Linked DNA regions of Homo sapiens: region 1 is linked to region 2. Evidence: read pairs that join two places in POLR2A ChIA-PET (ENCODE). Cell type or tissue: CD4-positive, alpha-beta T cell. All regions are shown on one strand. Links, peaks and the distances in the headings refer to the core of each region. The heading gives the core; the rest is flanking DNA.

Region 1 (16,138 bases), core at 9,422-14,421, 76 kb after region 2:
GTCTCATGGGAATTCAAAGATCCTCCCTCACAGCCTCAACGATCTGCTGTTTCACCTCTTAGAATGGCCAGTCACTGACAGGTGGAGATCTAGGCCCAGCTTGCTCTGGTGGCCCTGACCATGGGCCATTGTGTAGAGATGCATTTCCCTTTTGCTCTTACCTACTTGGACTGAGGCACGAAGTCTTGAGTAGTGGAGAAGAGAGTTTCAGTTTGATGCCCCCAAATAGCTTTGAACTGGATCCCTAAGAAGACTTCCTTCCTTTTAAAGTTTTTTTCCCACATGGGCCCAAGTAGTAAGCGAACACAGAAGAAAGACAGAAGGAAGTCAATTCCAGATGGCTCTCCATCTTGCTCTACTGCAGATTAAACAGAAAATTCCAACATAACATTAAGCAAACAAGAGTATTAATATCATTCATATTATAAACAGAACAGAATGGAAATTCAGTCTGTATCTGACTTAAATTTGGGGCAAGGGCCTCAGAGCCAGAAAACAGACAATAAAAGCACCCTGATTCTGAGCAAGTTGGAGGTTTATAATATTTGAGGCAAGAAAAAATGACCAAGGTACTCCTAGGCCTCTCTGGGAGTGGCCTTCTGCGTTTTTAAATTTTATTTATTTTAAATTTTTCTTTTTCTTTTTTTTTTTTTTAAGACAGAGTCTTGCTCTGTCACCCAGGCTGGAGTGCAGTGGCGCGATCTTGACTCACTGCAACCTCCGCCTCCTAGGTTCAAGTGATTCTTCTGCTTCAGCCTCCTGAGTAGCTGGGATTATAGGCGCCTGCCATTACGCCAGGCTAATTTTTTGTATTTTTAGTAGAGACGGGGTTTCACCATGTTGGCCAGGTGGTCTTGAACTCCTGGCCTTAAGTGATCTGCCTGCCTTGGCCTCCCAAAGTGTTGGGATTACAGGCATGAGCCACCACGCCCAGCCTTCTTTATTTTTAAGATGGGGTCTCGCTCTACTGTCCAGGCTGCAGCTGAGTTTTAGCTGACCAAACTACTTCTCTGTTGTGGCAAAGGCCTGTGCAAATGGCCATTTAACACTGTTGTTCTGTCATCTTCCCCATCTCAACCTGCTTTTGTTGTTTCCTATCAAGATACACTTAGCAAAACCCCCAAAGACATCCAGAGCTTCTGAGGTACCTCTGTGTACCTCAGTTTTTCTCCCTGTGCTGTGAGAGCCATGCTGTCTGCCACTCTGTGGGCTCACAAGTATAACTTACTACTGTAAGTATAAGTAGTACTATGTTCCATACAATGAGAAGACTTGGAAATAAATAGAAAATGTGATCACGGCTCACACCTAGAAATTTACATAAAGTGCTCAGACTTCAACAAGTGGCCCTGGGGAGGGAGAAGGCTGAGAGGTAGGAAGAGATGGTGTTGGGCTGGGCTAGAGTCTCTGAAGGTAGGGATTTTCATTCTGTCCTTTGGCTTCATCTCTTCCACTGAAGCAGCAGCACTGGCCGGGGGTAAGGGAATGAGCTTCGCTGGGCTGAGTCTTCACATCCAGGCCTCACAGTGCTCAGCCCGGGGCCTGGGTCTCCCCCAGTCCCACTCTACTGCTTGTTCCCCACTCCATCAAGGTCCCAGAAAGTCTGTTTGTCAATCAGCAAGGGATCCCAGTCCCAAAGTGATTTTAAGATCAAATCTAAGATCAAAGTACCCAGTTATCCAAGCAGCAGTGTGATTACACCTTTCAATCTGTGAAAAGGGGTCACGTTGATCACTTCTTGATAGGAGCTCATGGGTGCCCTTGGGTAGCTCCCAAATGAAAACTTGGCTGAAGTGACTTTACAAATGGCCAGTTGTGCCTACAGGCTGGACAGATGGTGGGGGGCCCCTGGGGTGAGCGACGGTCCAATGCCTTCAATAAGGTTGTTCCATTGATTATAGTCTTCTTTCAGGTCTGAAAAGGAAAAAAACAGGAACATTAGGCAAATCATTGTGAGGTTTGGTCAAAGAGTAGCTGACATGCATTGAAGGGGTCATCCTAGAGAGAGGAGCGCCTGGGATACCAAAAGGACTGGTTTTGGTGGGGTTGTGTGGTGGTGGCGGTAACGATAACTATCATTTATTCAGTGCCTTTATAAATGACTTACATAATCCATAACAATTCAATAACGATAATAATAACAGAGGGTAACATTTATTGATGGAGAATTCATTCTAAGGATTGTACTAAATGCTTTACATTCATGGTTTCATTTAATTTTCACCATATCCCTATGAACTAAGTATTAATACTAATCTTATTATGTAATTCAGGAAACTGAGGATCAGGGAAGCTACCTGAGTTGCCCAAGGTCATTAGAGCTATTAAGTGGTAGAGACAGAATTCAAATCCAAGTCAGAAAGGCAGAGAGGGCTGGGCATGGTGGCTTATGCCTGTAACCCTAGTGCTTTGGGAGGCTGAGGCAAGAGGATCACTTGAGGCTAGGAGTTCCTAGACCAGCCTGGGCAACGTAGCAAGACCTCAACTCTACAAAAAAATTAAGAAATTAGCTAGGTATGGTGGTGTGTGCCTGAAGTCCTACCTACTCAGGAGGCCAAGACTGGAGGATTGCTTGAGGCAAGGAGTTGGCGGCAGTGAGCTGTGATAATGCCACTGCACTCCAACCTGGGCAACAGCAAGACCATGTCTCAGAAAAAAAAAAAAAAAGGCTGAGAAAATGAAAAGTCTAGTTCCAGGCTCAAGGAGGTTACTAGGCAAAAAGCAGTATCTGACAGCTCAGCCTGTGGGTGCAAATCCAGGACCACTTCAGTGAAGGGCAGGAGCAAGAGGACAGCAACATCATGGAGCAGCGAAACTCCAGGAATGACTCAAGAAGGGGCCCTGAGCTCACAGCCAATAGGGGTAACTACACGGCAAGAACAGGCACAAAGGGTCCAAGCCCTCAGGCTGAGGGAGCAGGGCAAGCTAAGCAGATGAATGGTGTCCTTCCTCAAAACAAACAGACTCTGGGACAGAAGGCAGGGACCACTCTCATGCATTTTTGGATTCCCAGTGCCCTGCCAGGAACCTGGCACGGAATAGGTCCTCAATGTATAAGTACTACATAGTCATTAATTCAAAAAACAATAAGCACATCCACTATGTGCCACACTCTGTTCTTTGAGCTAAAAATATATCCACAAACAAAACAGATGGAAACTGCTGTCCTCACAGAGCTCATCATCTAGTGGCAGAGACAAACAATAAACATAATAACTATATAGGATGTGAAAAGGGGAGAGGTGCCATGGAAAAAAAATAGAGCCCGTTAAGGGAAGCACTGGTGGTGGCCAGGGGTTGGAGTGAAGGGAGAAAGGAAGGACCCAATGTTTTTTGTTTGTTTGTTTTTTCTTTGAGATGGAGTCTTGCTCTGTCACCAGGCTGGAGTGCAGTGGTCAATCTCGGCTCAACGCAACCTCTGCCTCCCAGGTTCAAGTGATTCTCCTGCCTCAGCCTCCTAAGTAGCTGGGACTACAGGCATGCACCACCACACCCAGCTAATTTTGTATTTTTAGTAGAGACGAGGTTTCACCATGTCGGCCAGGACGGTCTCGATCTCTTGACCTTGTGATCCGCCCGCCTCGGCCTCCCAAAGTGTTGGGATTACAGGCGTGAGCCACGGTGCCTGGCCAGGCCAATGTTTTAAAAAGGGTGGTCAGGGTGGGCCTCACTGAGAAGGTGAGATTTGAGGCCAGGCTTGAAGGAAGTGGGAGTGTGCCACGAGACTATCTGAGAGGAATGTTCTAGACAGAGGGAGGAGCAGTGCAAAGGCCCTAAGGCTGCAGCGTGCCTGGCGCGTTCGAGGCTCATGTGGTGAGAGTGAAGTGAGCCAAGGGAAGAACAGCAGGGGAGGAGGCCAGGAGGGACTGGAGGGCCACATGACATATACCTGGCAGGATAATCGAGTCTGGCTTTGGCTCTTAGGGAGACTGGGAGCCACTGGAGAATTCGGAGCAGAAGAGTGAGAAGATCTCACTAAATTCCTAAAAGGATCACTCTGGCTGCTCTATGAAGAAAAGACTCTTCAGTGCTCGCTTTGGCAGCACATATACTAAAACTGGAACAATACAGAGATGAGCACGGCGCTTGCACAAGGATGACATGCAAATTCGTTAAGCTTTCCATATTTTTAAAGAGAAATAAATAATAATACCATGATTGAGGAAGCCAAAATAATAAATAAATAAATAAAATGACTCTTCAGTAAAGTTTCAGGATACAAAGTTGGTGTACAAAAATCAGTGGTGGTGATTTTTCTGGGTGCACTGGCTCATGCCTATAACACCAGCACTTTGGGAGGCTGAGGCAGGAGGATCGCCTGAGCCCAGGAGTTTGAGACCAGCCCAGGCAATAAAGTGAGACACTGTCTCTATAAAAAACAAATGAAGAAACAAACAAAAATATCAGTAGCATTTCTATACACCAATAACAATCAAGCTGAGAACCCAATCATAAACTCAATCCCATTTGTAATGGCCACCAAAACAAAAACAAAAACAAGAACAAAACAAAACAAAACCTAGGAATACATTTAACCAAGGAGGTGAAAGATCTCTACAAAGAGAGCTACAAAATACTGATGAAAGAAATTGTAGATGACACAAACAAATGGAAAAAACATCCCACACTCATGGAATGGAAGAATCAATGTTGTTAAAAATGACCATAATGCTCAAAGCAATTTACAGATTCAACGCAATTCCTATTAAACTACCAACGCCATTTTTTACAGAATTAGAAAAAAAGTCCTCAAATTCATATGGAACCAAAAAAGAGCCTGTCAAAGCAACCTTAAGCAAAAAGAACAAAGCTGGAGGCATCACATGACCCAACTTCAAATTATACTACAAGGTTATAGTAACCAAAAGAGCATGTTACTTGTATAAACACAGAAAAATAGATAAATGAAACAGAATAGAGAACCCAGAAATAAAGCCCCCATACCTACAACCAACTGATCTTTGTCAAAGTCAACAAAAATATATACATGGGGAAAAGATACCCTATTCAACAAATGGTGCTGGAAAAATTGGATAGCCATATGAAGAAGAATGAAACAGGACCCATATCTCTCAGCATATATAAAAATTAACTCAAGATGGATTAAAGACTTAAACATAAGACTTGAAACTATAAAAATCCTAGAAGAAAAACTCTTCTGGACATTGGCTCACGCAAAGAATTCGTCCTTAAAAGCAAATGCAACAAAACCAAAAACAGACAAATGAGACTGAATTAAACTAAAAAGCTTATGTACCACAAAAGAAACAATCAACAGAGTAAATAGACAACCTACAGAATGGAAGAAAATATTTCTGAACTATATATCCAACAAAGGGCTAATATCCAGAATCTATAAGGAAAGGCTGGGCATGGTGGCTCACGCCTGTAACGCCAGCACTTTGGGAGGCCAAGGCTGGTGGATCACTTGAGGTCAGGAGTTTGAGACCAGTCTGGCTAACATGGTGAAACCCTGTCTCTATTAAAAATACGAAAAAATCAGCCAGGCATGGTGGCGGGCACCTGTAATCCCAGCTACTCAGGAGGCTGAGGTAGGAGAATCACTTGAACCTGGGGGGCAGAGGTCACAGTAAGCCGAGATCACACCACTGCACTCCAGCCTGGGTGACAGAGCAAGACTTTGTCTCAAAAAAAAAAAAAAAAAAAAAAAAAAAGAATCTACAAGGAACTCAAACAACTCAACAAGAAAAAAAAAAACACATAATCCCATTAAAAAGTAGGCATTCTGCAGAAACTGGACTCAAAAAAAGAAAAAAGTGGACAAAGGACATGAATAGACATTTTTTTCAAAAGAAGACATACAAGTGTCCCACAAACATATTTAAAAAAAAAAGTTCAACATCACTAACCGTCAGAGAAATGCAAATTAAAACCACAATGAGATACTACACCAGTCAGAATGGCCATTATTAAAAAGTCCAGAAACAATAAATGCTGGTGAGGATGCAGAGAAAGGGAACACTTATGCACCGTTGGTAGGAATGTAAATTAGTACAACTTCCATGGAAAACGGTATGGAGATCCCTCAGAGAACTAAAAATAGAACTACCATTTGATCCAGCAATCCCACTACTGGCTATCTACCCAAAGGGAAAGAAATCATTACACCAGAAAGACACCTGCACACATATGTTTATCACAGCACTAGCCACAATAGCAAAGATATGGAATCACCCTAAGTGCCCATCAACAGAAGATCTGATAAAGAAAATGTGGTGTACAGATATACCATGGGATACTACTCAGTTATAAAAAAAGAACGAAATCACGTTTTGCAGAACCGCAGGCCATTATCCCAGGTGAAATAACTCAGAAACAGAAAGTCAAATACCGAATGCTGTACCGAATGCTGTCACTTATAAGTGGGAGCTAAATGATGGGTACACATGGACATACAGAGTAGAAAAATAAGACACTGGAGACTCCAAAAGGTGGGCAGGTAGGAGAGGGGTGAGGGCTGAAAAATTACCTACTGGATACAATGTTCACTATTCGGGTGATGGGTACACTAAAAGCCCAGACTTTACCACGTGCAATATAGCTGTGTAAGAAAATTGCACTTGTACCCCCTACATCTATACAAATAAACCCAGCACTTTGGGAGGCCAACACAGGCAGATCACAAGGTCAGGAGATCAAGACCATCCTGGCTAACATGGCGAAACTCCATCTCTACTAAAAATACAAAAAAATTAGTCGGGCCTGGTGGTGGGCGCCTGTAGTCCCAGCTACTCGGGAGGCTGAGGCAGGAGAATGGCGTGAACCTGGGAGGCGGAGCTTGCAGTGAGCCGAGATCGCGCCACTGCACTCCAGTCTGGGCGACAGAGTGAGACGCCTTCTCAAAAAAAAAAAAAAAAAAAGACTGTGAAGAGAGGGACTGGCAAGGGTGGTAGTGAGGAGACCAGTTAGGAAACCACTGCACTAATTTGGATGAGAGATGATTTGGACAGGATGGTAGCTGTGGGGTGGTGACAAGTGATTCAATTCCATGTGTATTTTGAAGGTAGAGCCAATAGGATTGTTTGAGGGACTGGGTAGGAGGCATGAGAGAAGAGACAAGGATGAAGACTTTGACCTGAGTAACTAGAAGGATGGAGCTACGATTAACGAAGAAGGAAAAGAGTGCAGTTGAAATTGGTTTTGTTTGTTACTTCTATTAGATGACTAAGTAGAGTTGGGGAGCAGTGGCAGAGGGAGTCCCCAGCATGGAGTTGGCACGGAAAGCCATTAGAAGAGGTCCAGGCACTGGGCCCCGCAAGCAGCACAGCAGATGGAAGAGGCCCAAACATGGAGATAGGGGGAAGTCCACAGTGTGGATCTCTGAAGTGAAGATGGGGGTTTCCCAGAGGAGGGGGCCATCAACTTTATCAGAAGCTGCAGAGAGTTCCAGAAGTTGGGGAATGAGAACTACTGGAGCTAGCATTGTGAAGGTCACTGGGCACCCTGACAATAGCGGTTTTGATGGAGTACTGTGATGCAAAAGCCTGGAGTGGGTTAAGAGGGAATGGGAAGAGAGGAATTAGAAAAAGCGAAAGCAGACATTCTTTTGAGTTTTGCTGTGATGGGGAACAGGGAGATGGGTGGCAACTGCAGGGGATATTGAGGTCAAGAGAAAGTTATTTTTTTCTAGGAGAAACTTCAGCATGAAATGAACCAGCAGAGAGGGAAAAATTGATGATCTAAAGTAAAGAGGGGCTGGGCATGGTAGCTCACGCCTGTAATCCCAGCACTTTGGGTGGCCGAGGTGGGCGGATGACTTGAGGTCAAGAGTTTGAGTCCAGCCTGGCCAACATGGCAAAACTCCATCTCTACTAAAAATGCAAAAATTAGCTGGGCATGGTGGTGGGTGCCTGTAATCCCAGCTACTCGGGAGGCTGAGGCAGGAGAATTGCTTGAACCTGGGAGCAGAGGTTGCAGTGAGCTGAGATGGCAGCTACTGCCTTCCAGCCTGGGTGACAGAGTGAGACTCTGTCCTAAATAAATAAATAAATAAATAAATAAAATAAAGAGGGAAAAATCACTGGCGCAATCATGTTGAGCAGACAGAAGAGGATGGAATCTTGTGTTGGGGGGTTGGCCTTAATGAGGCAACTGAGGTGGGAACTCTAGTAACCGAAAGGAAAGCTGATTATACACAGGAAGGTGGGGAGAGGTGGTGTTGGGAGTCTGAGGAAGTGCTGGTTGCTTCCATTTTCTTGGTGAAGTGGGAGGCAAAGTTAACTGAGAGACAGGATAAGGGAAGAGGTGTGAGAGGTTCGAGGAGAAAAAAGGTGTGAAATAGTCTTCCAGGAGAGTGGGAGAGGAGAGTAGGTGGAGACAGGAGCTGCATGGAGTTAATATGAAGGAAGCACCAGTCTTCATAGAAGATCATATCCCCAGAACAGCCAAACAAGTGCTCTCAGAAGGAATTTTTTTCAGAGTGAGAGGTTCAGCTGAGCCACTTACAGCCTATTTTAGTTTCCCATGTGACAATGTACTGTGTGCCTACTAAAAGCTTTTCTCTCTTTGTAAAGCTAATTTGCCCAAGCCCACAGCCTTGGCCTTTTTCTTTTCTTTTGAGACAGGGTCTCACTGTGTTACCCAGGGTGGAGTGCAGTGGCACAATCACAGCTCACTGCAGCTTCAACCTCCTAGGCTCAAGCAATCCTCCTGCCTCAGCCTCCTAAAATGCTGGGATTATAGACGTGAGCCACTGTGCCCAACTTTTTCAGACTGTCTTATCTCTTATCACTCGGATTACTGCAAAAGCCTCCTACCTAAGAGCTCCCTGCCTCTCACCTTGCCCCATCCTCCACAATGCACCAGACTGTGAACACAAGTCTAATCACAACATTCACCTGCTTAGAACTCACCAGGGGCTCCTGACAGCCTGTGGAATAACATTCAAACTCACTTCAGCAAATCCATAGGCTTCTTCCTCTGGCTTCTGCCCACTTCTCTATCTTTGCCTTTCAACAATTCACTCTCCTGAGCTCCAGATACACTAAACACAGTTTCCCAATCCTGACCAGGCCCACTCAAGCATTTATGCCTTCTGTCCAGAAGACCCTCGCCCTTTCCTGCCTGTGAACCCTCCACTAAGATTAAAGGCAAACATTGTGTTGTCAAGGAAGCCCCCTTTCCTAGCTGTTCTTCCTCTCCTGTCAAAGTTAGGAGACTGTCCTCCGTGTGGACAGTCTAAAGACTGAGTGCCTACTGTGGCCATGGAACTTATCACTCTGAATTGTCACCAGAGTCACCGCCAGCATAGTGAAGTGACTAAGGGCATGGGCCTTGGAATTGGCCAGTCTAGGTTACATATTGGCTTTGCCACTTGATAACCAGATAACCTTAAAGAAATTACTTAAATTTCCTACGCTTTGGTATCCTCCCCTGTAAAATGCAGTTAATAATAAAGGTATCTACTGGAAAGGGCTGTCTCTAGAATTACACGCGATAAAGCAGGAGCAGAAGGCCTGGCATAAAGTAAGTCCTCAAAAATCTTCTTTCAGTCTAAGTGCCTCCTACCTCCCATTTCCATGTCTGCTAGCAGGTTTCTAACAGTGAGTATCTTAGCTCAACGGGTATTGCTTTTAAAGGGAGCCCAATCGTGCCATGGTGGGCTTCCCATCATCTTTCATCTTAAGCTTTTATAATGACATGGTGCCTATGAGGGGACAGGGGAAGGGGGCTGAGGACCAGGCAGTCAGGCGCCATTAAAGTCTTGAGACATGGGTCCATTCCCTGCTTGCCAGGTGATAAGAATGATGCCCTAAAATCTCTTATTGACCCTAAGGTCTCCAAACACAGGCTGGAATCAAGGCTCACGATGTGTAAGATGAAACGAACAGGCAGAAATATAAAAATGAAAATTTACTTCCAAAAAGTCAATAAATGCGTAAGACAGATGTGTTTTAAATGCAAACTCAATCCAGGCTGTTTGTTGTGCACTTGTGAGGAATGTGAATGCACTCAGGTCATCCAACTAAAAGGCTAGTGTCCAGAGCACAGAGACGGCCAGGCGCGATGGCTCACACCTGTAATCCCAGCACTTTGGGAGGCCGAGGCAGGTGGATCACTGGAGGTTAGGAGTTCGAGACCAGCCAGGCCAACATGGTGAAACCCTGTCTCTACTAAAAATACAAAAAGTAGCTGGGTGTGGTGGCACATGCCTGTAGTCCCAGCTACTTGGGAGGCTGTGGCAGGAGAACTGCCGGAGAATCGCTTGAACCCAGGAGGTTGAGGTTGCAGTGAGCTGAGATCACACCACTGCACTCCAGCCTGAGAGACAGAGTGAGACTCCGTCTCAAACAAAACAAAACAAAACAAAAAACAGAGCACAGAAGAGACTGTCCAGGATGGCACCGGTCAGACCACATCTAATACATTATAGTCAAGTCAGGGCACCACAGTTTATCTATTTATTTTATTTTTTGGAGACGGTATCACTCTGTTGCCCAGGCTGGAGTGCAATGGCATGATCTTGGCTCACTGCAGTCTTGACCTCCCAGGCTCAAGTGATCCTTCCACCCCAGCCTCCCGAGTAGCTGGGACTATAGGCACATGCCACCATACCTGGCTAATTTTATTTATTTTTTTGCTGAGATGGGGTCTCACTATGTTGCACAGGCTGGTCTCAAACCCGTGGCCTCAAGCAATCCTCCCATCTCAGCCTCCCAAAGTAGCTGGGATTACAGATGTTGAGCTACCACACCCGGCCAGGGCACTACACTTTAGAAGGGGCACCAAAAAACAGCGACTCCAAAGGAAGGGGATAACAAATAGCAACATGGGGAATTGAACCGGGACAGGTGGAGGTACCACGAACATTTAGTTTAATAAACAGAACACTCAGAGAAGACTAGCATAGGTGACTTCAAATATCTAGGGAACTGCCAGGTGCCGTCTGAGGCTTCTATGGGTAGCTCTTGAGGGGTTAACCTGGGCAAGTAGAGGAGGGTTACAAACTAGGAGATCTTGCTCTTAGGTTAGAGTTAAGTCAAACCTTTGAAATTCAGACAAGCCTGGCTCCTTTCTCATGGAAACTGCCCTGCACACAGCACCTGCTGAGGGATCAGAAAGGGACCTCTGATGCAGAGAGCTCAGAGCCTAGCTGGGACGGGGCTACAGTGTGTTCTGGTGGGCAAAGAGGAGCTGATACAATCAAATTGCCTCTCTTGGAAATCTGTTCAAAGAAATCCAAAAAAATATGGCAGTGAGCAGTGGGAGCTGAAGATGAAAGGATGCCGCAAGCTAAAGGGAACACACTCTGAGTGGTTCAAGCCGAGTGAAGTTATGAGGAAGCAGAAATGGAATAAACAGCTGCTATCAGTGAGAGAAAAACCACAGAGCAGAAAAAAAAATGCATAACGGAACAAAGAAAAAGAGATGTCGTGAGAGGAAGACACAGAGAGACTGAACCCATGAGACAGACGGAAAGAAAAGTCAGTCCTGCCAGCCACCCTGATTTCTATAACTGCACTCCCACCCAGTCCAGGTGCACTCTCATAAACAAACTCCCCTTTTTTTCTCAAGCTAAGTTTGTGAACCTCTAGTCTTTGTAACCAATAAAGCTTAATAAGAGGATGCCTCCTCTGGGTGGAAGCTGGACCATGGACCTCTGCAGGCCTCGCCCTTTAGCTGCTCTATGACTGATGACATTATTCATAGTCCTTCCATGCTTTGTTTCTTTAAAACACTTCCATAAATTTAGCCCGTTATCCTCATAAACTCCCCTACAATGCAGATAAGGTGGGCAATAATGAGTCTGGGTAAGGAGAGAGGTGGTGGAGTAGAGAGAGGTGAATACTCCATTTACAGGGAGGAAACCAAGGTTCAGAGAGGTTAAATGACTAGGCCAGGTCATTCTGCAAGTAAGATAGTCAGGATCTCCAAACTTTCAGTTAAGTATTTTTTCTTATTTATTTGTTTAATTATTTATTTAGAAACAAGGTCTTGCTCTGTTGCTCAGACTGGAGTTCAGTGGTGCAATCATGGCTCACTGCAGCCTAGACCTCCTAGGCTTAACTGATCCTCCCACCGTAGCCTCTCGAGTAGCTGGGACTATAGGTGTGTGCCACCACACCCAGCTAATTTTTTTTTTTTTTTGGTAAAGATAGAGTCTCACTATGTTGCTCAGACTGGTCTCGAACTCCTGGCCCCAAGCCATCCTCCCACCTCAACCCACCAAAGTGCTAGGATTACAGGCGTGAGCCACTGCACCTGGACTTGTTTTTTCTGTAATTCTATGTAAGTCTCTCCTTCACTCAGGTTTTCCATTTGCCATAAATCTCCTTCCCAGATCCCAGACATGTCAGAGTTCTCACTCTGCTGCAAGGAAATCTAAGGGACCCCACAGCTGCCCCAAGAGCCCCAGTTTTCTCCTTACCGAGGTGCTTCTGCAGGAAGGCCAACATGGCCCGTACCATAACCTCCTGCCCTTCATAGGGGTCCAGGCTCCCACGGGTTTCAGTGGAGAAGAATTTACCAATCAAGTTGCCAGTCACAAAAGCAAAGTCAGTTTGACTCCGATGAACAGAACCACTAGGGGAAAAGAAAAACAACTGGCAGGGGTCTGGCGGCTAGGGCATACAGATGTGTGTTAGGCACCTACTATGTGCAAGGTGCTTTTCATGTATTATCACACTTTATTTTCACAGCAACCTTGTAAGGGAAGTATTTTCCCCCTTGACAGAATCCAAGGAGAGAAACTATCTGCTTAGGGTCAGGTCATACAAGTAGTTGGGGATGGAGTTAGGATTTGAAGCCAGATGTGCTTGGCTTCAAAGCTGGCTTGACCCGTAGACTACAATGCCTGGCAGTGCAGGGAAAAGGTTGAGCTAGCAGGAGCAGGGACAGGAGCAAGGAGGTGGGATCTGTGGCACGTGGCATTTCTATGTTACTACAATCTATTAGCTGTGGCTTTTGCCTGGTGAATTTCAAACATTCACAAAACAAATGAAGTTATTCTTCAGAACTGTACCACAGAGTGAAGAGGGAAAAGGAATTACTTGCCTTTATTTAAACAATCAGAAAAGTAAGAGTGAGTGCTTTGTAAAAGGGGGTTTCTGGGTTGGAACTTAAGTCCTTTGGCAGAAAATAAATTTAATTTGCAGGTGAAATCCTTGCTAGGTTAATTTTGGGCTAAATTATTCATAACTGAATTTACTAGTCAATTCAGTGAGAGAAAGAGAATCTAAATGCTAAAGTATTTGTCTGATATCACAGAAAAACTGACTTTAAAAAATGCATTAGTTAAGGCACACAAAAAGGTGTATAGAATAATATATGGGATACTTGAGTATCCAGCACTCAGTTGAATAAACGATACATTGCCAGGCGTTAAGTCCCCTGAGTGTACCCCTTCCCAACTGGCCTCACCTCCTTTCCCTCCTGAATCTGACCTGGGGAAGCATTCAGGCAGTGTCTACTGCCATGAAACCTAACTGAACGAGGAGGGGTGGCCCTAGGAAAGAGGGCCAGGACCAAGATGAGCAAGGGAAGAAGCCACTGGCCATACTGCCGGCCCCAGTGCTCGAGGGCTCTGGATTTGGCACTTCAACTACCCAGTGACTCCAAAGGTCCATGGTATGCAGTCACTTGTCATTCTGCTGAAATAGGAACCAGATGGATCCCTGGATCCTGTGTGCCGCTGGGCTCAACTGCAGGGCAGGAGCAGTCCGTGAGATCTCAGCCCGACATCTGTGGCTCAATATCACCTCCCACATGTGGAACATTTCTTAAAGTCACTAAAAATGTTTTTTTCCCTGTGAAAAATGGCTCCCAAAAGAAAACTAACTGATAGTGCTGATGATGGAAGTGAAAAAATGTGGCTTCTCTTGACCAGAATATAGAAGGTTTATGGAAGACAACATATGTTAACAGTGATCTGTGATTCTGGTATTCATGAAGGTCTCTAGAAATGTGTCTGGTGAATATCAAAGGTCTACCATATTCACACTCTTCCAAAGACCCAATAAAATTCCCAAATGAGGCTAGCAATCTCTGGAACTCATCCAAACCCACACCACTTCCTTTCCAACACCCAACCCCATAATGCCCTTTTTCAGAAAGTACTAGGTAAATCCTGTCATAAAGTCAGATAAACTATGGAATAAATCACTGTAGATGGAGCTCAGTGGAGAAGAAGGACAGACAGAAAATTCTAAAAGAATTTAGACTTTGCAATTCAGGAAGTATTCAGGTATCCTACTAATGGGTAGAAAGTTTTGGGTAATCCAGAAGTTAAGGGCACCACAGCAAGTGGCAAATGGAGAGGGCCCTGGGATCACGACCTTGTGGTTTACTCACAGAACGGTTATGATCCTAGACTGTTCATGCTGGGCACATATCTTCTTCATCAAATTGACACTCTCCATTGTCTGGAATTTCTCAGTATTGATAAAGAACACAGGTCCTCGGGCCTTGGGGTAAAAGTCACGTTCCAGAGGAAACATCCAAGCATCCAGAGCCACCGCACACCTGGAATAGGACCAGACATTTGGAATTGCCATGCGGATCCCAGGCAAGAATAGTTAGGGTGGTGGAGGGAAGGGCGGAGTTCCTCCCTCTGGTGGGGTAAAGGCTCAGAAAGCCAGGAGGGGGGTACCAGGGCCCACGGCCTTCAGTCAGGATCTTAGGTAGGGATCACTTTTACTTTTCACCAAAGATCCTTCTAGATTTCAAACTCTCTGAGAACAAGGATCAGATATCCCTCTTCTCCTGGATCTACTCTCAGGTGACTGACCTGAGTTCCACAGAATGGCACTTCATTCATTTAATTATTCATTCATTCAACATTCATTGAGTGTCTACTATGTGCTTTGGATATAGACATAAATGAGTGTTCCTGCTTTCAAGGAGCTCCCAGTCCAGCAGGGAAGACAGAATAGACAAAGTGGCAAAACAATATAACTTAGTGCCCTGATTGCACAAGGTTCTATGTGAGGTCAGGAAAAGCCTCCTTGGTGCCAACAGCAAAACCATGTCACCAAGAGCAATATTATGGGCCTTAAGATTTTGCCATTTCCTTCCTCAGACCCCTGAAATGCTCCTCTATTCTTCTCCATCTCAATAAAGGACAATCATCTTCCACTCAAATAATAGATACACAAATGAAAAACCTTGGGCTGGGCATGGTGGTTCATCCCTGTAATCCCAGCACTTTGGGAGGCTGAGGCAGGAGGATCACTTGAGCCCAAGAGTTCAAGACCAGCCTGGGCAACATAGCAAGACACCATCTCTTAAAAAAAAAAATTAAAAAATTAGCAGGGCATGGTAGCATGTACCTGTAGTCCCAGCTATTTGAGAGGTTGAGGCATCACTTGAGCCCAGGAGGTTGAGGCTGCAGTGAGCTGATTGTACCACTGCACTCCAGCATAGGGCAACAGAGCAAGACCCTGTCTCAGAGGGAAAAAAATAAGAAGAAAAACCTGGATTTCCTCTCTTTCCTTCACCTCCCACATGACCAAATCCTGAAAACTCTAAGACATATCCTGACTCCAATCACTTCTCTCCATCCCACTATCTCAATCCTGATGTAAATTTATCATCTTTCACATTGACTCTGAAACAGAATCTCTCTAATGAGCCTCTAGGCTTTCAGTCTTGTCCTGCTACAATCCATTCTTCACATAGTAGCCAGAAGGATCTTTTAAAATGTAAGACTGATATTTCTCTGTTGAAAATCTTCAACAGTTTCCCATCATACGTAGAATAAAATATACACCTCCTTACCCTGGCCAGATGACCCTGTGATCTGGCCCCTGCTTCTCTCTCTGATCACAGCTTAAATTGCCTCCCCCTCACTCACTACGCTCCTCCCACCCTAACACAGCAAGCTTCTTTCCACTGCAGGGCCTTTGCATTAGCTATTCCTGCTGGCTGGAAAGATCTTCCTCTAGATCTTCACACGACTGGCTTCTTTGCCTTCCCAGTCTTGATTTCACTTTCTCAGAGACATATCAGCCTGTTTTCTTTTTTCTGTTTTTTTTGAGACAGGATCTTGCTCTATTGCCCAGGCTGAAGTGGTGCGGTCAGAGCTCACTGTAACCTGGAACTCCTGGGCTCAAGTGATCCTCCTGCCTCAGGCTTCAAAGTAGCCGGGACTACAGGCATGCACTATCACACTTGGCTGTTT
Region 2 (16,138 bases), core at 8,051-13,050:
TCTCAGAAGCCTCACAGTTGCCTTCCTTCCTAAGGTCCCACTTGCCACGCACAAAAATAGTTCCCTACCATCAAGGCAAGAGTGGTCTGCTCTCAGAGCAACTGGTCTGTGAGCTGCTGGGCCCTCTACGTTGGCAGTGTCTGTCCTTACAACAAACCACAAGGCAGGCATTTTCATTCTTGCTACCTCCTCTTCACAGATGAGTAAACTGAGGCTCAGACACAGCAAGCAGAACTGGCTGGTATTAGAATCCAAGTCTGCCTGACCCCAAAGGCTTTTTCTATCTTCCACATCAAGGATCCTCTTGGCCAGACTGTTCATCAGTCTCAAGGTCATTGCTATCATCAACAGCAAATATTTATTAAGTACCTAGTGATGGTGAGAGAGATCAGACCAGGTAATCAATGCAGATTGGAGGCCCAGGGCTGGGCAAAGGGCAGGAACAGAGTGGAGACAAGATTGCTCAGCAGAGATCTGTGCTGGGTGGGCCCCAGGCCCGTGAGTCCAGAAGTACATCTGGAAGAAAAAGAAAAATCACCAGGTCATCTGCAACCCAGAGGCCAAGGGACAGGAGGTGGAGGGGCCCTTCATCAGGGCTAAAACAGTGGTTCTCAAACTTTGCTACAAATGGAATCATCCAGGGATCTTTAAAAAATACTGACACCTGGCCCCCACCCCCAGACATTCTGATCTTGTTGGTATGGGAAGCAACCTAGGCATCTGGATTTTTAACGAGTAGGAAAGGTCAGGCAGGAACGGGGTGTGGGGAGGAGGTTTGATAGGAAGAGGTGGTGATGACCTAGGCTCTGGAAGCCTAAGGTTCTAAGGCAAGGAGGTCAGGGTACTGGGCTGGTGCAAAGTAGGCATGTGACAAATATGAATTGGAGGACAGTGGGAGGGAAGGGCAGAGGGAAGGAATGGAAGGAAAAAAAGAAAATCCAAAACTCAGGCAGTGCAGCAAGTTTGAGTCTATTCTCCATCATTAGCTTTCTATGTGACCTTGGAAAAATGGCTTCCCCTCTCTGGGCTTCATTTGGAAAAGGAGGAGGTTGGATTTGTTGATGATTAAGATCCTTCTGGCCCCAGATTTCTAGGATGCTTAGGCGGGACTCCTTAGTGGGAGACGAGTGCACCTGCATCCACAGTCCAGCCATGCTCACATGCTGCCATCTCGCCTCTCTCCACCCTCCATGTGCTGCTCCCTTTGTCTGGAACACCCCCACCACTTTTTTTTTTTTTTTTTTTTTTGGTGGGGGATGGAGTCTCACTCTGTTGCCCAGGCTGGAATGCAGTCGTGTGATCTCAGCTCACTGCAACCTCCGCCTCCCAGGTTCAAGAGATTCTCCTGCCTCAGCCTCCTGAGTAGCTGGGACTACAGATGCCTGCCACCACACCTAGCTAATATTTTTGTATTTTGAGGAGAGATGGGGTTTCACCATGGACAGGATCGTTTCGATCTCTTGAACTCGTGATCTGCCTGCCTCGGTCTCCCAAAGTGCTGGGATTACAGGCATGAGCCACCGTGCCTGGCCCCACTGCTTTTATTTATCTGCTCAACTCCTGCTTCTCATCTGGGACTCAGCTCAGGTGTCAACTCCTCCAGGCAGCCCTCGTTGACCGGTCCCCACCACCCTGTTCTGACTTGGATGCCCTTTCCTGTACCAAGGAAAGGTAGGTCCCTCTGATTATCCTACCAGACCCATTATACTGTGACACCTGTTAATTACCTGTTTCCCTCCTGGGTTGTGTGTCTTGTTCTGTGACTTGTCTATATTCCCAGCACTCAGCATAGAGAAAGCTTCTTAAAAAGTGGGATGGAGGAATGAAGGTTGCCAGGCCTTCGTTCAGGTGCCTGGACCACAGGAATGAACAAGAGACATTGTCCCTTTCCAAAGCAAGGAGAAAGGGGAAATCAGGAAGTGGTTTGTTAAACAATGACAAAAAGGGGTACAGGAAAAGGGGCCAAGAGGTTGTCCAGGAGCCTGCAGCATTTGCCCATAGTTACGGTAAGTCTACCCCTCAATCCCGAAGCTTTCCTCAGTGGGTTAACAGGAAAGCCGGTGATGCTGAAACAAAGTGGGGAATGGAGTACAAGGGCTATCTGGCATCTTAGATGGCTACATGAACATGCAGCTTGCAAATAAGAGAAATACATAGGTGGGGAGCTGTCTGGACATCTGGGTGAAGTTTTAATATGGTATAAAAATGTCCTTTATAGTAGAGGTATGGAAGAAAAGGAAGAAAATGGGGGAAGTGAGAGAACAGCATCTTTTCTGGGGGATTTTGAAAATATAGATTTCTAGACAATAAAGATGTGTTTTTTGGGGTTTTTTTGTTTTGTTTTGTTTTTTTGAGATGGAGTCTCGCTCTGTCGCCAGGCTGGACTGTAATGGCGCAATCTTGGCTCACTGTAACCTCCGCCTCCCGAGTTCAAGTGGTTCTCCTGCGTCAGCCTCCTGAGTAGCTGGGACTACAGGCATGTGCCATCATGCCTGGCTAATTTTTGTATTTTTAATAGAGACGGGGTTTCGCCATTTTGGCCAGGATGGTCTCGATCTCTTGACTTCGTGATCCACCCACCTCGGCCTCCCAAAGTGCTGGGATTACAGGCGTGAGCCACCGTGCCCGGCCCTTGTTGTTGTTGTTGTTGTTGTTTTTTAAAGAGGTTGCCCAGGGGTGGGAGGGGGGTCAGTGAATTTCTGGAGTCAGAAAGCCCTGGGTTTAAATCTAGCACAACCGCTGGTTAGCTGTGTGACTAGAGCTGCTTTCTTAACCTTCCTATAACATGGGGATAATCAGAACACCTCCGTCAGAGGTAGAACACAGCACAGTGCTTGGCTCCTAGAAAACACTGAAGAAACATGTTGACTATTTTGATTTGCTAACATCACGAGTGGGTGAGGAGGGCTGTGGGAATAGACATGCCATGCCCGACCACCATCACCTGTTCACACCTCATACCCCACCACCCTTGGGATTAAATGAAATGCAATTGCCCATAAGTCAGGCTGGCTTCTTGATTACAGCAGAATGCAAACTCCTCAAGGGTGAGAATCCTTGCTTTATTTGCTGCTAAATTCTCGGCACCTGGGATAGTGCTGGTGCATAGTAGGTCCTCAATAAATATTTCTTGAATGAATAAACGACTGAACTCTGGGTTGACTAGCTCAGTGTATGGGGTAACCTCATCCTCCTTCCCTAGACCCACGTCCCTCCTCCAAAAATCTTGAACTCAACATGACTCCATCAGCTATGACTTCATTCAGCAGCAAGCAATGAAAAGCCACAATGGGCCAGGTGTGGTGGCTCAAAAACAGTGGCTTAAACAAGTAAAATGATCAACTTGCCTAGACTGGTATGTCAGCTCAATGATATTATCAAGGACCCACGATCTATCCATCTCCCTGTCCCAGCCATCATGTGACTTTTACCCTGATGATCACAAGATGGCTGCTGTACTTCTAGGTATCACGTCTCTGTTCCAGGAAAAAGGAGGATGGGAAAAGGGCAAAAGGTACAAGGAGCCAGACAGGTGACTACTTAACAACAACAAAAACAATGGCCCCTCTCTCCCTTTCTCTGCCATCGTGGTGTGTGCTTGACTCCGCTTCTTGCCATGTCTTCTCACAAGACTTCCTGGTCAAGAAACAAAAGCAAAATCGTTCCATTCTCCAGTGGATTAGGATGAAAACTGGCAATAAAATCAGGTACAACTCCAAAAGGAGACATCGGAGGAGAACCAAGCTGGGTCTATAAGGAATTCCACATGAGATGGCACACACATTTATGCTGTCTGAAGGTCACAATCACATTACCATATCAAGCTGAAAATGTCACCGTTATCTGCAGTTAGACATGTTTTATTGGGAATACATTTTTCCTCTCTGAATCTGTTATGAATGCGTTGGTTGGCTGGGTTCAGTAATAAATATGTGAGACCTTTCATTTCAAACAACAAAAACAACAAAATAAAACACTTTTCAGGTTTCTGTTATAAGGGAGGAGAGACTCAGTCCTGGGAGAGCAGCCAGCAAGGTCTGCCATGATGGCCAAATGAAACCATTGTTCCCCTCCATCCATCCCCCCACACCTACTCCTTCTCCAGGCTTGTTTGAGTAGATGGCACCCCCCTTCACTCAGCTCCCCAAGGGAAAAGCCCAAGAGTCAGCCCTCACTGCATGCCCACATCCAGTCCAACAGCTCCTGTTATCTTCACCATGACCTAGATCCTGAATCTAACCATGACCCTCCACCTCACTGTCCAAGCCACTCTCATCTCTCTCCCTTGTGCACTCCGGCTCTCCTTACCGTCCATTCTCCTCCTGGTGGCTGAAGAATTCTTTACACATGTAATCTGATCACATCACTCCCCCCTTAAAGCCCTTCAAAACTGCATCATGCAGACTATAACCAAACCCTCGCCCTGGCCCCAGGCTACACAGCTGGACCCTGAGCACCTCCTTGTATGGGGTCCCCTTGCCCACCTCATCCAGCCAAGAGGGCCTCACTTAGGCTCCTTCCTCACACCTGCTAGTTCCTGCCATCAGGCCTTGGCACTAGCAGTTCCCTTTGCCAGGAACACACTGCACCTGCCCACAGTCATTGTCTGTTATATCACCCTTTTCATCCTCACAGCACTCATCCTAATCTCTTTTATAGTCTGTCTTCTCCCCCCAGGATGTAAACAAGGGCAGAGACCTTGTCTGCCTTGTCCATCGCTGTATCCTCAGGACCTAACACTGCCTGGTAAGTAGGAGGACTGGAGGTGTATTCATTCAATGAATACGTGGATGGAGAGGCTTGTTTCGGGTGGTCTCTTAGGGAACCTTCTAGCTCTTGAAGATCTAAAGAGAAAGCAGAAGAAGGAGCTTGGGGAAGGGGACGCAACACATGAGGTATGTCCGAAACTGGACTAACATCCCAGCCCTCTTCCCTGATTGCCCAGTGTAGGAGATCAGTCAGAGTGGTGGGAGAAACTACAGGGAAAAGGAGCAGGCCTTCTGAAAGGTCAGAGGGCTCTGCAAAGCTCCAGGAGAGAACAGCTGAAGGCAGCTGTTCCATAACCCTGAGGCAGAGGGCAAGGAGTAGGTACAAGGGAGTGTGGGGGAATTTATCTTAAACAGGCTTGTTTACTTATGTTGACCAGAAACTGACCTTTGATTATCTGCACATGAAGTTCCCTGAAAGGGGAAGAATAAATGTTAATTACCTACAGGTTGTGTTGGCTCCAGGTTTCCGGCATTGTGCCTGCACGGAATAAAAGCAAGCAGCCCCAGCTTCTCGGGGCTGCTCTCTGGCCACTAGAGCCAGGTAGTCATCTAGCTGCTGTTACACTGCATACCTGTCTGACTACTCATTTCATCCGTAGGTCGGCCAGGGTCTACGGGACACACCCAGCAGCCCAGGAGATCCTGCTAGGCGAGCGTATCCAGGGACTGAGTCAGAGACCATTTGGAAAAAACTGGAAAGAAGAGGTGAGCACAGGCACTGCCATATTGAGCCCCATGAATTCAAGCCAGAATGGGACCCCCGCCATCTGGAAAATGGCATTGAGAGAGCAAGCAGCCTGCTGGCTCTGCCTCTAATTAGCAGTGGATGAGTGACCTGACCCTCTCTGAACCTCAGTTTCCTCATCTATAAAATGGGATAAAAAAGAATAGTATTTACTTCACAAGGTTGTTTTAAGGATTCAATCGGGGCCGGGCACAGCAGCTCATGTCTGTAATCCCAGCACTTTGGGAGGCCGAGGTGGCTGGATCACCTGAGGTCAGGAGTTCAAGACCAGCCTGACCAACATGGTGAAACCCCATCTCTACTAAAAATACAAAAATTTGCCGGGCATGGTGGCAGGCACCTGTAATCCCAGCTGCAGGAGGCTAAGGCAGGATAATTGCTTGAACCCAGGAGGCAGAGGTTGCAGTGAGCCGAGATCATGCCATTGCACTCCAGCTTGGGCAACAAGAGCAAAACTCCATCTTAAAAAAAAAAAAAAAATTCAGATGGATTATGTAAAATGCCTATACAATGCACGGCAAATTGTTTAAGAGCTCAAACAACTTCAGTCATGTAAGAGAAAGAAAAGAGAGGAGGGAGAAATGATGGAGCCAGGTGACACAAAAGCAGATGTCCCAGTCCCCTGGGGGCAGCCCAGTCAGATATGCTGGGAGTTTGGACCTCCTAGAAAAGACACAGAACTTTAAGGCATCTGAACTTTAGCTTCCCCTTCTCAAAATGGACTTCTGAGTTCTTCTGGTCCAACCCCTTCGTTTTACAAACGTTCTGCATCTTGGAAAGAAAGGCCAAAGACCCAGAGAGTTGGCAGAGGCAAGTACAGAGAGGCGGCCAGTGGGGACAGGGCTGTGGAGGTGGGCCAGTGCAGCAGGCTGTGAGCCCCCTGCTCTCCTCATTCTGGGGAAGAGGATCTGCCTTCATCTGCACCCCGCCACCCCCCACCACCAACACACACAATGAGGGGGAAATGGCAGGCTGGGGAGACCCATGAAGCTGGCAGGAGGAACACTGGGCAGGGAGGGGCCAGCCCTGTGCTGGGCATTTCAGCACTGGGCTCAATACTCATGCAGCCTGCGAGGGGGTCTCTGCAGTTTACAGATGAGGGTATGGGTGCCCAAGCCCCCTGAAAAGCTCTTAGAGCCAGAACCGGAATACTATTCTGTGTGACTCTAAAAATCTCTGCCCATTCTTATGCTCACTAAAGTCTGAGAAAAATTTAAAAATTAAAATTAAAAATAAATTAGGCCAGGTGCTGTGGCTCACGCCTGTAATCCCAGCACTTCGGGAGGCCGAGGTGGGCGAATCACCTGAGGTCGAGTTCGAGACTAGCCTGGCCAACATGGCAAAACCTCGTCTCTACTAAAAATACAAAAATTAGCTGGGCATGGTGGTGGGGTGCCTGCAATCCCAGCTACTTGGGAGGCTGAGGCAGAAGAATTGCTTAAACCCAGGAGGCGGAGGTTGCAGTGAGCCGAGATTGCGCCACTGCATTCCAGCCTGGGAGACAGAGCAAGACTTTTTTTTTTTTTTTTTTTTTTAAATAAAATCTCTGCCCTGCCTCTGCCTAGGAATTAAAAGGCCTGTATTTGAGACCATCACTACTACATCACTAACTGGTTGCAAGCTTGAACCAGTTCTTTCTCTCTTACCTCAGATTCCTTCTTTAAACAGGGAGGGTAGATGCCACCACGGCTGAGCCGCTGAGCCGCTGAGGGTCCCCTCCCAGCTGGAGCTGAGATTCTTGAGATTCTAAACAACCGCCTCCCTACACTGAGTCAGAAGGAAAGCCTGCTGGGCCTCTAAACCAAACGCCCCCGGGCCTCTCATCTAGCCTTCCTGGCCCGGGCACACGGGACAGCACTACCCCAGGCTTTGCAGTGCCTGGCTGGCCTCCCTTCAAGGGTGGTGCCCATCTGCCCAGTTTTCTAGCCCGGGTGGGAGCCTGGGCCTCAGCCAACACCATTCTCTGGGACCTAACTCCACTCCGTGATTTGGGGAAAAAAGCCAAGCAATGGACTCAATTAGGAGCCTCCAAACCATCAAGGCTTCCCCACAGGTTACCATTTAGGCCAGCGCTTCTCAAGCTCAATTTAAGAAAAAAATGTTTAATCTGCTGCTAACTTAATACTTCTGTAAAATTTTAAAAATATATACTATATAATACTAGTGGTTACACAATATTGTGAAAGCACTTACTGCTACTAAATTGTACGCTCAAAAATGGCTAAAATGGTACATTTATATTATCTATATTTTACTACAATTTGTTTAAATTGAAAAAAACGAAATGAAAAAGGTGAAATTCCAGCCTCAGCTTTGTTTTAATAACATTTGACAAGACCTTGTAAAATTGTTATAAAAGTTTCTAAATGCTTACTTTCAATTTCTGTACTTATCTCGCTGCAGACCAGTAAAAGTTTGTATGCTGGCAGCAATCCCCGAGCTATACTTTGATAGCACTGATCTGAGCTGCTAAGAGGGACTCTGGCTTTACAGGGCCTCTCAGGAGACCTTCTAAGAGCACAAGGTTCCTGTACCACGACTCCCTCCAGCAGGCATTTCTGGACACCAGGCTGGTCAACCCCAAGCAGCTCAGGGCAGGCACACTGCTCTGATGTATGGCTGACACCTACTTATGCCCCAGCTGTCCCCAAGGGCCTTGTTGATGTACAGTGGTTTTTATTTATTTTTTTGAGACACAGTCTTGTTCTTGTTGACCAGGCTGGACTGCGATGGTGTGAACTCGGCTCACTGCAACCTCCGCCTCCTAGGTTCAAGCCATTCTCTTGCCTCAGCCTCCCAAGCAGCTGGGATTACAGGCACCCGCCATCACGCCTGGCTAATTTTTGTATTTTTAGCAGAGACGGGGTTTCACCATGTTGGCCAAGCCGGTCTCAAACTCCTGACCTCAGGTGATCCGCCCACCTTGGCCTCCCAAAGTGCTGGGATGACAGGTGTGAGCCACTGCGCCTGGCCAATGTGTACTGTTATTAAAGTGTCCCTGTCAGTGGCCAGGAGAATGGTGATGTCCCTGATAACCACAGGGAGTCATGGGGTGGGGTAGCCTGGATTGGGGAGGTAAAAAGTAGAGAGGTGACTTCTTTGCTTCTATTCCCTAAACCAAACTTGACCCAAGCATTATCTCCTACAGGAATTCATCCTGGGCCTGCATCCTGAGGAGCCCCTATCTGTGTCCCACAGCAGAGGAGAGCACAGGTCTCCCTGTATTTGTATTGAATGGGTAACATGGTAAATTAGGAAGTGGTGCCTGTTCCTGGGAAGATGAGGGAATGTACTGTGTGCCTTGGTTGTAGGGTATGACTGGATTTCAGGCCCCACATCTCCTCAGTGGGATCTCCTGTGCAGGGTACAGTCTGCACACTGTGAGCAGGGGCTGTGATGGGTGCAGCTGCAGGCCCATCTCCACCAGGCTGTTGGGGACTGGAGAGATGGCAATGGTGTTTAGATGTTGCATCCTGAGGGGTCTCTGCCTAGGTGAGCAACAGAAACGCTGGCTTAAAAAAAAAAATCTAGGCCAGACACGATGGCCCATGCCTGTAATCGCAGCACTCTGGGAAGTTGAGGCTGGTGGATTGCTTGAGCTCAGGAGTTCGAGACCGGCCTGGGCAACATGGTGAAATCTTGTCTCTACAAAAAATACGAAAATTAGCCGGCCATTGTGGCATGCACCTATAGTCCAAGCTACTCTGGAAATTGAGGTTGGAGGATTGCTTGAGCCAAGGATGTTGAGGCTGCAGTGAGCTGTGTTTGCACCACTGCACTCCGGCCTGGGTGACAAAGAGAGAGACCCTGTCTGAAAAAAATTCTAGACACTGGGGCTCCAATTTTATTTTTTTATTTACTTTCATTTTTTAATTATTTAGAGACAGAATCTTGCTATGTCTCTAAATAAATAAGGCTGGTCTCTAACTCCTGGCCTCAAGTGATCCTCCCTCCTCGGCCTCCCAAAGTGCTGGGATTACAGGTGTGTACCACCACACCCAGCAACAGGCTGGCTCCAATTTTAGAAATTCTACCTCCAAAGGTCTGAGGGTCCTGAGTCTCATATTTTGAAAAAGTACCATGTGATCCTGATACCCAGCTGGTGTCTGGCCCATAGAGGTGCCAGCAAGTGTTTGGTGACTGGGCTTAGAGGTACAGTACATCTCTGGAAGGAGACACGGGAGACAGCTAGGTGACCTGGGAGGGAGGGAGATTCACTTTTATTATACGTCTTTTTTTTTTTTTTTTTTTTTGAGACACAGTATCGCTCTGTTGCCCAGACTGGAGTGCGGTGGCGTGATCTATGCTCACTGCAACCTCTACCTCCCGGGTTCATACCATTCTCCTGCCTCAGCCTCCCGAGTAGCTGGGACTACAGGCACCCGCCACCACGCCCGGCTAATCTTGTTTTTGTATTTTTAGTAGAGACGGGGTTTCACCGTGTTAGCCAGGATGGTCTCAATTTCCTGACCTCGTGATCTGCCCGCCTCGGTCTCCCAAAGTGCTGGGATTACAGGCTATTACACGTCCTTTTATACTGACTGGACTTTTGATCTAAAAAACAGTTTGGCTGACTTGGAGTGATGGAGTTACTAGTCTCTGTGTCAGGGACTGCAAATGCTGGGCCTCCAGCAGGGGCAGGGCGGATCCAGCGAAAGACAGAAGTGGGTGGGCCCAAGGGGATGGAGAGCTGCAGAACACAAGTCCCGCCTCAAGGGGGCAGCAACTGCCCAGAGTCCGCTGACGGCCGCTGGGTGGGACTGCAAGCCCAGGGTTGCCAGATCTGTCAGCTTTTTTCAAGATAAGCTTGAAATCAGATTTTCACATGGAATTGTCAGCTAATTCAACAATTTAAAACACAGCATGGGCTGAATGCAACATGCCTATGGTTCAACATTGGCTGCAGGCCACCAGTTTGTGCGTTCGGATCCAGGAGGATTCCATTAAGGATTGTGCACCTCAGAGCCATCTGCAAAGCTGGTGCAGACCCTTCATTTGCTTCTAGAAAATCGGGTTTACTCCACATGGGGTCCGCAAAGGATGAGGACAAAGCCAGTGCCCTGAGGTAGACCGTGGGAGTCACCCACCCACTCATCATTATTTAATCCAGCACATTAACCTCCCACCACGAGCCAGGAGATCCAGTGGTGAATGTGACAGGAGGAGTCCCTGTTTTCAGGGACCCTGTGTTCTAGCTGGGGAGACACTTGAATTAATGAGTAACACTTGTGATACATGAGGAGTTGCAGTACAGCATGGGGGTTAAAAGTCTGGGTTTGAGTCCTGACTCTACTGCTTGCTAGTTGTCATTTTAGGTAAATCCCCTAATCTAGGTCCAGTTGCCTTACTTCTCGCCTATGGAATGGCCATGATAACCTCATAGGGCTGTTCTGGGGATTCACTGAGACAATGCAAATAATTATTAGTTGCTGCTATTAAATAGAGAGCTGTGAGAGCAGGGAAGAGGGGAGGCTAGGCTTAGCATGGGGACTTCCCCATCCCAGTGAATACTGGGGCTTTCTGCCAGTGAGGGGAGCAGGAGGCCACAGGGATTGGAAGCTCCAGGCCCAGGAGAGGCTCAGTCCTTTTCTGCTGAGATGGCTGCTATGAGGTAGCTGGCTCATTTCCTGTCTGTTTTTTCTTCCTATGGATCCAATTTCAGCAGCCTACTTGTCTCAGTAGGATATGGTGCCCAAGGACTGGGCAGGTACTGCTCTGCTCTTGGCCACGATGGAAGCAGGCCAGGCCTTTCTAACTATGAACCAGAGCCCTTCCATGAAGCTGCTGCATTTTGGAGCTCATCAAACCCTACAACTAAGTTTTAAAAATCTAAGTGCATGTACGAAACAAGTCAGAAACCCTTTCCTACGCCCTTAAGTACAGAATACCAGCTTCTGCTGGCAGAGGCCTCAGCCACAGGGACATTTTGGACCTTCGTTTCACCTGGGCAAAAAGGGAGGAGGCAAGTGTCAAGAGACTTGGCTCACCAGCAATGTGTCTGGGTCCTTGGAGTTCAGCTCTGTGTCTATGACATGGTCTCTGATCTCAGGTGGTCTGCAATCCAACCCTGTAGAGAATCAGTCTTGGATTTGGAAGGGAACTTCTAGGGCATCTAAGTCCAACCTCCATCCAAAGGGGGAAGCTTTTCTATAAGAAACTTGGCCTTGCCAGGCGCGGTGGCTCATGCCTGTAATGCCAGCACTTTGGGAGGCTGAGGCAGGCAGATCATGAGGTCAAGAGTTCAAGACCAGCCTGGCCAACGTGGTGAAACCCTGTCTCTACTAAGAATACAAAAATTAGCCAGGCACGGTGGTGCACGCCTGTAATCCCAGCTACTTGGGAGGCTGAGGCAGGAGAATCGCTTGAACTGGGGAGGCGGAGGTTGCAGTGAGCCAAGATCGTGCCACTGCACTCCAGCCTGGGCAACAGAGCAAGACTGTCTCGAAAAAAAAAAAAAAAGAAAAGAAAAAATTTGGCCTTTATCTTCTGTATTCCTAAATGAACCACATTTAACAGTGATTCAAACAAATGAATTCGCAGTAAGGTAGCCAAACTGTCATCTGGGTGCACAGGTTTACCGGGACAGCTAAAACATCACTGAAAATCAGAATTCTCCACTGGGAGAATGATACAGAGTAGACAGGAGCACCTTTATAAAGGTGCTGGGGGTGGGGGATGAGACCTCACTCCAAGGCATGCAAGGATAAGAGGCCCTGCCTTTTTAAGGAGGTGGGAACGGCTGAATAGTAGGGCTTTCATTTGCTGAGACTTGTGAGCAGGTCTGAGGCAGAGGGGAATTGTTCCGGGCAACGAGGGGATGCTGAGCTGTCAGAGCAGCCCCCCTTCCTGTGCAGGGCTTAGAGCAGATCTGCCTGGGTAAGCTTCTCCTACTAGCTTAGGACCTTGGGTACGTTACTCTGCCTGTTCACTTCTCTATGGTGGAGAAAATGAACACGATGCCTGGACGTTAAGTGCTCAGTAAATAGTAGCACTGCCATTTTCCCAAGTGGAGTGATTTCTTTCTCCTCCAGCTTCCCAAGTTTAGAGCACATGTCCCAGTTCCTCAGTGCAGTGTCAGTCACATGGATTGCTCCAGAGCCCAGCAGGCCCTCCCACCTCATCCCTGTGCTGCCCCAACAGCCACCATGGCCACCGTAGCCTGAACGGCAGCCACTCTCCAGTCAACTCACCCTGCCTCCACTTTCTCTTCCTTAAAATGGTTTTGTTACTGACCACTGCAGCCCCCCACATTCAAAAGCCTTCAAAGAGCCTCCACTGCTTAGAATAAAAAAATGGGGAGGGGGCCTGCCTGGAGGGCCTGCCAAAGGCCATTAACTATGGCAGGTTCTCTGTGCACGTGGCAATCACAGGCTTACTAAGTGTTTAACAATTAAGTGCTTTATTGGGGTTTGGCTTGGAAGGTTCATCTGACTTCCAAAAGGACAAGCTCATGTCCTTTCTCCTCTCAAAGCTTCCCAGACCACAAAGCCCTCTGTGGTCACTCCTTTCACCAAAGCACTAAAGCACCCTGGTGAGTACAAGTATGTGGTCGAGAGCCTCACCCTCAGGTAAGTAAGCATTCTACAGCTCTCCTTCCCCTCACATGGGCACGTGATATGCTGGTCCCACCCCATCTTTTCTCCATCCCTAGCGCAAAGGCCAGTGTGGAGCACAATCTAGGTGCTTGTCAAATGTTAATTTAAGGGCCTCCTTCACGTCCTTCAAACCTCTCTCCACTGAGCCCAGTCAACCATAAGGCCCAAGTACAAAATCCTCAGGAAGGGACAAGCCTCATTTTCCATTCAAGACAAAAGGAATGGAGTCTGCTCCTTGGTGACAGCCCCAACTGCTTGTCAAACCACTCTGGCCTTATTAGGCCAATCTATTGGAAGTACTGCTGGGAGAGGCTGGCCCCACTGGGACAGACGCAGACTCCCGTGATGGCAGAGAATGCCGGGCCCGGGAATGCATACCCAGAGACACTTCCCCAGAAGCTCGTAGGTGCCACCGCTCCTCCTCTTCACTCCAAGCCAGATGCAAAGAATGGGGGAGTGAAAGTTACTTAACTGATCTCCCCCAACCATCTCATTTTATCCAGGAGAAAATGGGGGCCCAGGACTAAGTGCTTCTCCAAAGGTCAAGGTGAAATAGAAAAGCCAGAGCTTCTATTTCTGTGGTAAGATGCATCCCCTTCAGTTTCCTGTGACTTAAGCCTGTCACAAGGCAGGGGCTCAGGATCGCCCTCTGATAGGAAGTCAGGGCCACCATGGGATGGGTGGTAACTGATGAGGCATCCTTTCAGGCCTGTTGATCCTTCCCTTGCTTTCTCCTGAGGCCAGTTTCCCTCCCTAAATGTCTTAGATGAACAAAAGCTCACTGCCACTTGTAGGACACCTCGTATCATTATGCCAAGTTTCTACCCTCAGGCCCTCTTTATATTCCCATCTATTCAGAACTGGTATTTTAAAGATCCCAGAGCACCTGCTATGTGCCAGAGACAGGAGCCAAGATGAACTGTGCTGCACCACTGCACACAAGCCTCATCCTGTCCTCTTGGTTTAGATATTGCTCAGAACCTATTGTTGTATTCAACTATACTTGCACTTGCTCCTATTTGCCCTACATGGGCGTAACTCCTTAAACCAAGCTTTGTTCAGAATTCCTCTGATTGATCATTTAAGTAAATTTAAAAGTCAATTTAAGGAATATAAAAACTGCATAATTTCCAACTCAAGAGTATAAACTTAGATCACTCATTAGCCTCTGGTTGAAAACAGTAATCGTGATTTATACGGAATGCTAAATATCTATGTTCTAAGTGTGCTCTCTTGCCACAAACCCATTTAATCCTAACAATCTTAGGAGGTAAGTTGAGGTAGGCTGTTATTGTTCTCATGAATAAGTTTGGTAAAACCCCAATCTCAAGATACAGCCCAAGCAGCAGAGGCACATGCGTTAGCAACACATGGACCCCACCGCAGTATTAGCAATCATCTTTTGCTATAAGTGCTTGGCTTCCAAGAGCTTTTATACAGATGTCTGAGAGGCACAAAATATGTATAATTAGGCTATTTCTCAAATAGCACAGGAAAGCTGCCAAAGGCGTTCCCTGAATTGAGAGGCAAAGCACTGACAATGGGGACTATTACAGCCTCTGGATACAAGATGACGTATCTGCCAACCTTAACCACCCGAGTCAAATGCTACTTTAGAAATAATTAAGGTTCCCTTTAGTCATTTCACAGGAGTTGCTACAGCAGTACATAAAGTTTTATTAATATTCTGATTCTCGTGTCATAGCTTTTATGGCAGGAAAGGATGAGGACATGCCCCACCTGTAACGTAGAGCAAGCAAACCACCAAGTAGAATCTTGAGATTCTCTCTCAACTGTTCTCTAGAAACACGCTTGTGCTTTTAATCTGCCTTTTAAAAGGGACACAGAACAAAAAATGGTTGTTTGCAAATAAACATCTGAAAGAAAGTAACAGCTGACCTGGGCTGAGGCATCCAAACAAAGCAGTCATTGTGGAAGGAGACAATGCAAACCACACTGGGGCAAGAAACGGGGCAGAGAACGTGCGGTCATTTGTGCGTTGGGTATTTCTACCAGCCCCAAAGGCCCCATCTGGAACAAGTATCAACCAGGAGGGGCTCTATGGCTTGATTTATTAACCTAACTCAAAAGAAGTCACTGCCACCAACAGCACTGTGCAGTTTTATTAACCATTCAAGTCCAGTAGCATCTGGTAAGATTGGGACAGAATTGGGATTGAAAAGTGAACAGATATTCAGCATCTAACAGTTCAAAAGAAGCCACTACATACTCTTTTCACAAATATGTTTTCACAGAGCCAATACAGTACTAGCCATTAACCCAGTACACCAAGTGTACTGAAGTAGAAAAGATGCAACAAGAAAAATAGCTACATTAGAAAGACCAACACTTTAGAAAAAGAGTAAAACACTTTCAGTTTCTCCCCTTTAGCCCCTAAAACAACATCTTACAGTCTGGATCTGGATCTACCTATACAGTCCTACATTAGCTTCTAAAATATTTGTCAGGAGGGAAAAAATAAAATGACACTGGCCAGTACAGTCTTTGGATATTTAGGAAGGGGATGGGGAGAAAGTCAGTTCTCAGAACAAATTAGTCAGCTTCAGTCTCGTCAGCAGGGTCTTTGGATTCTTTGTTCTTCCGCACTTCTTCAATGTGCTTATCCTGTAAAGGAAGGGTAAGGTGTCATCAGTCAAAAAAAAAAAAAAAAAAAAAAGCCTGTCAAGTCACGACCCCCAGCCCCCACCTCAAAGAGGCCCAACACAACCTCAGTGCATATATTACAGCCTGTGGGAACCACACAATTTAAGTTCTGAGACATCATCATCAAATCTCCTGGGTCCCTTGTAGAACCTAACAAGCTGCCTACTGGACTTCCAAGGACTGTGCAATTATGCTGGGAATTACTGAATATTCCATCTTAAAATATACCTTTCATTTAATATGTTAAGCCCCAAAATGGATGACAAAAAGACACCAAACACCTTTTATCAAAGCACTTAGTTCAAGCCAACTCATTGGTGCATCAAACTCCAAGCTCAACCCTTTTACAAAGTAAGAAACCAACC

The links. Peaks named below come from ENCODE experiments on the same cell type or tissue, not always from the same donor. Only the 100,000 strongest peaks of a DNase experiment are listed, where the experiment ranks them.
Region 1: POLR2A ChIA-PET joins it to region 2 with 18 read pairs; 13 of 35 experiments call an interaction of 5 or more read pairs at or near these places.

The regions. Positions count from the first base shown.
Region 1 is chr1:25,960,170-25,976,307 of GRCh38, forward strand. PAFAH2 (platelet activating factor acetylhydrolase 2) reads right to left here. Exons shown (of 11, transcript NM_000437.4): 9 at 14,311-14,481; 10 at 12,389-12,543; 11 at 1-1,914. The coding sequence ends at 1,820. It also overlaps the pseudogene RNU6-110P. Among named protein-coding and RNA genes, the nearest start is that of PAFAH2, 30 kb to the right of the region's middle. In CD4-positive, alpha-beta T cell, for the core only: no CTCF peak of the experiment used is centred there; a DNase peak (open chromatin) is centred at 11,382; H3K27ac peaks cover 1,786 bases.
Region 2 is chr1:25,885,354-25,901,491 of GRCh38, forward strand. STMN1 (stathmin 1) reads right to left here. Exons shown (of 5, transcript NM_005563.4): 4 at 16,138; 5 at 14,763-15,734. The coding sequence ends at 15,663. It also overlaps the pseudogene SNRPFP2 and the pseudogene RPL39P7. Among named protein-coding and RNA genes, the nearest start is that of STMN1, 13 kb to the right of the region's middle. RefSeq lists enhancers at 4,558-5,757, 5,265-5,768, 5,769-6,272, 10,065-10,359, 10,278-10,327 and a silencer at 4,945-5,239. In CD4-positive, alpha-beta T cell, for the core only: CTCF peaks have their summits at 10,233 (motif pointing right) and 10,432; a DNase peak (open chromatin) is centred at 10,208.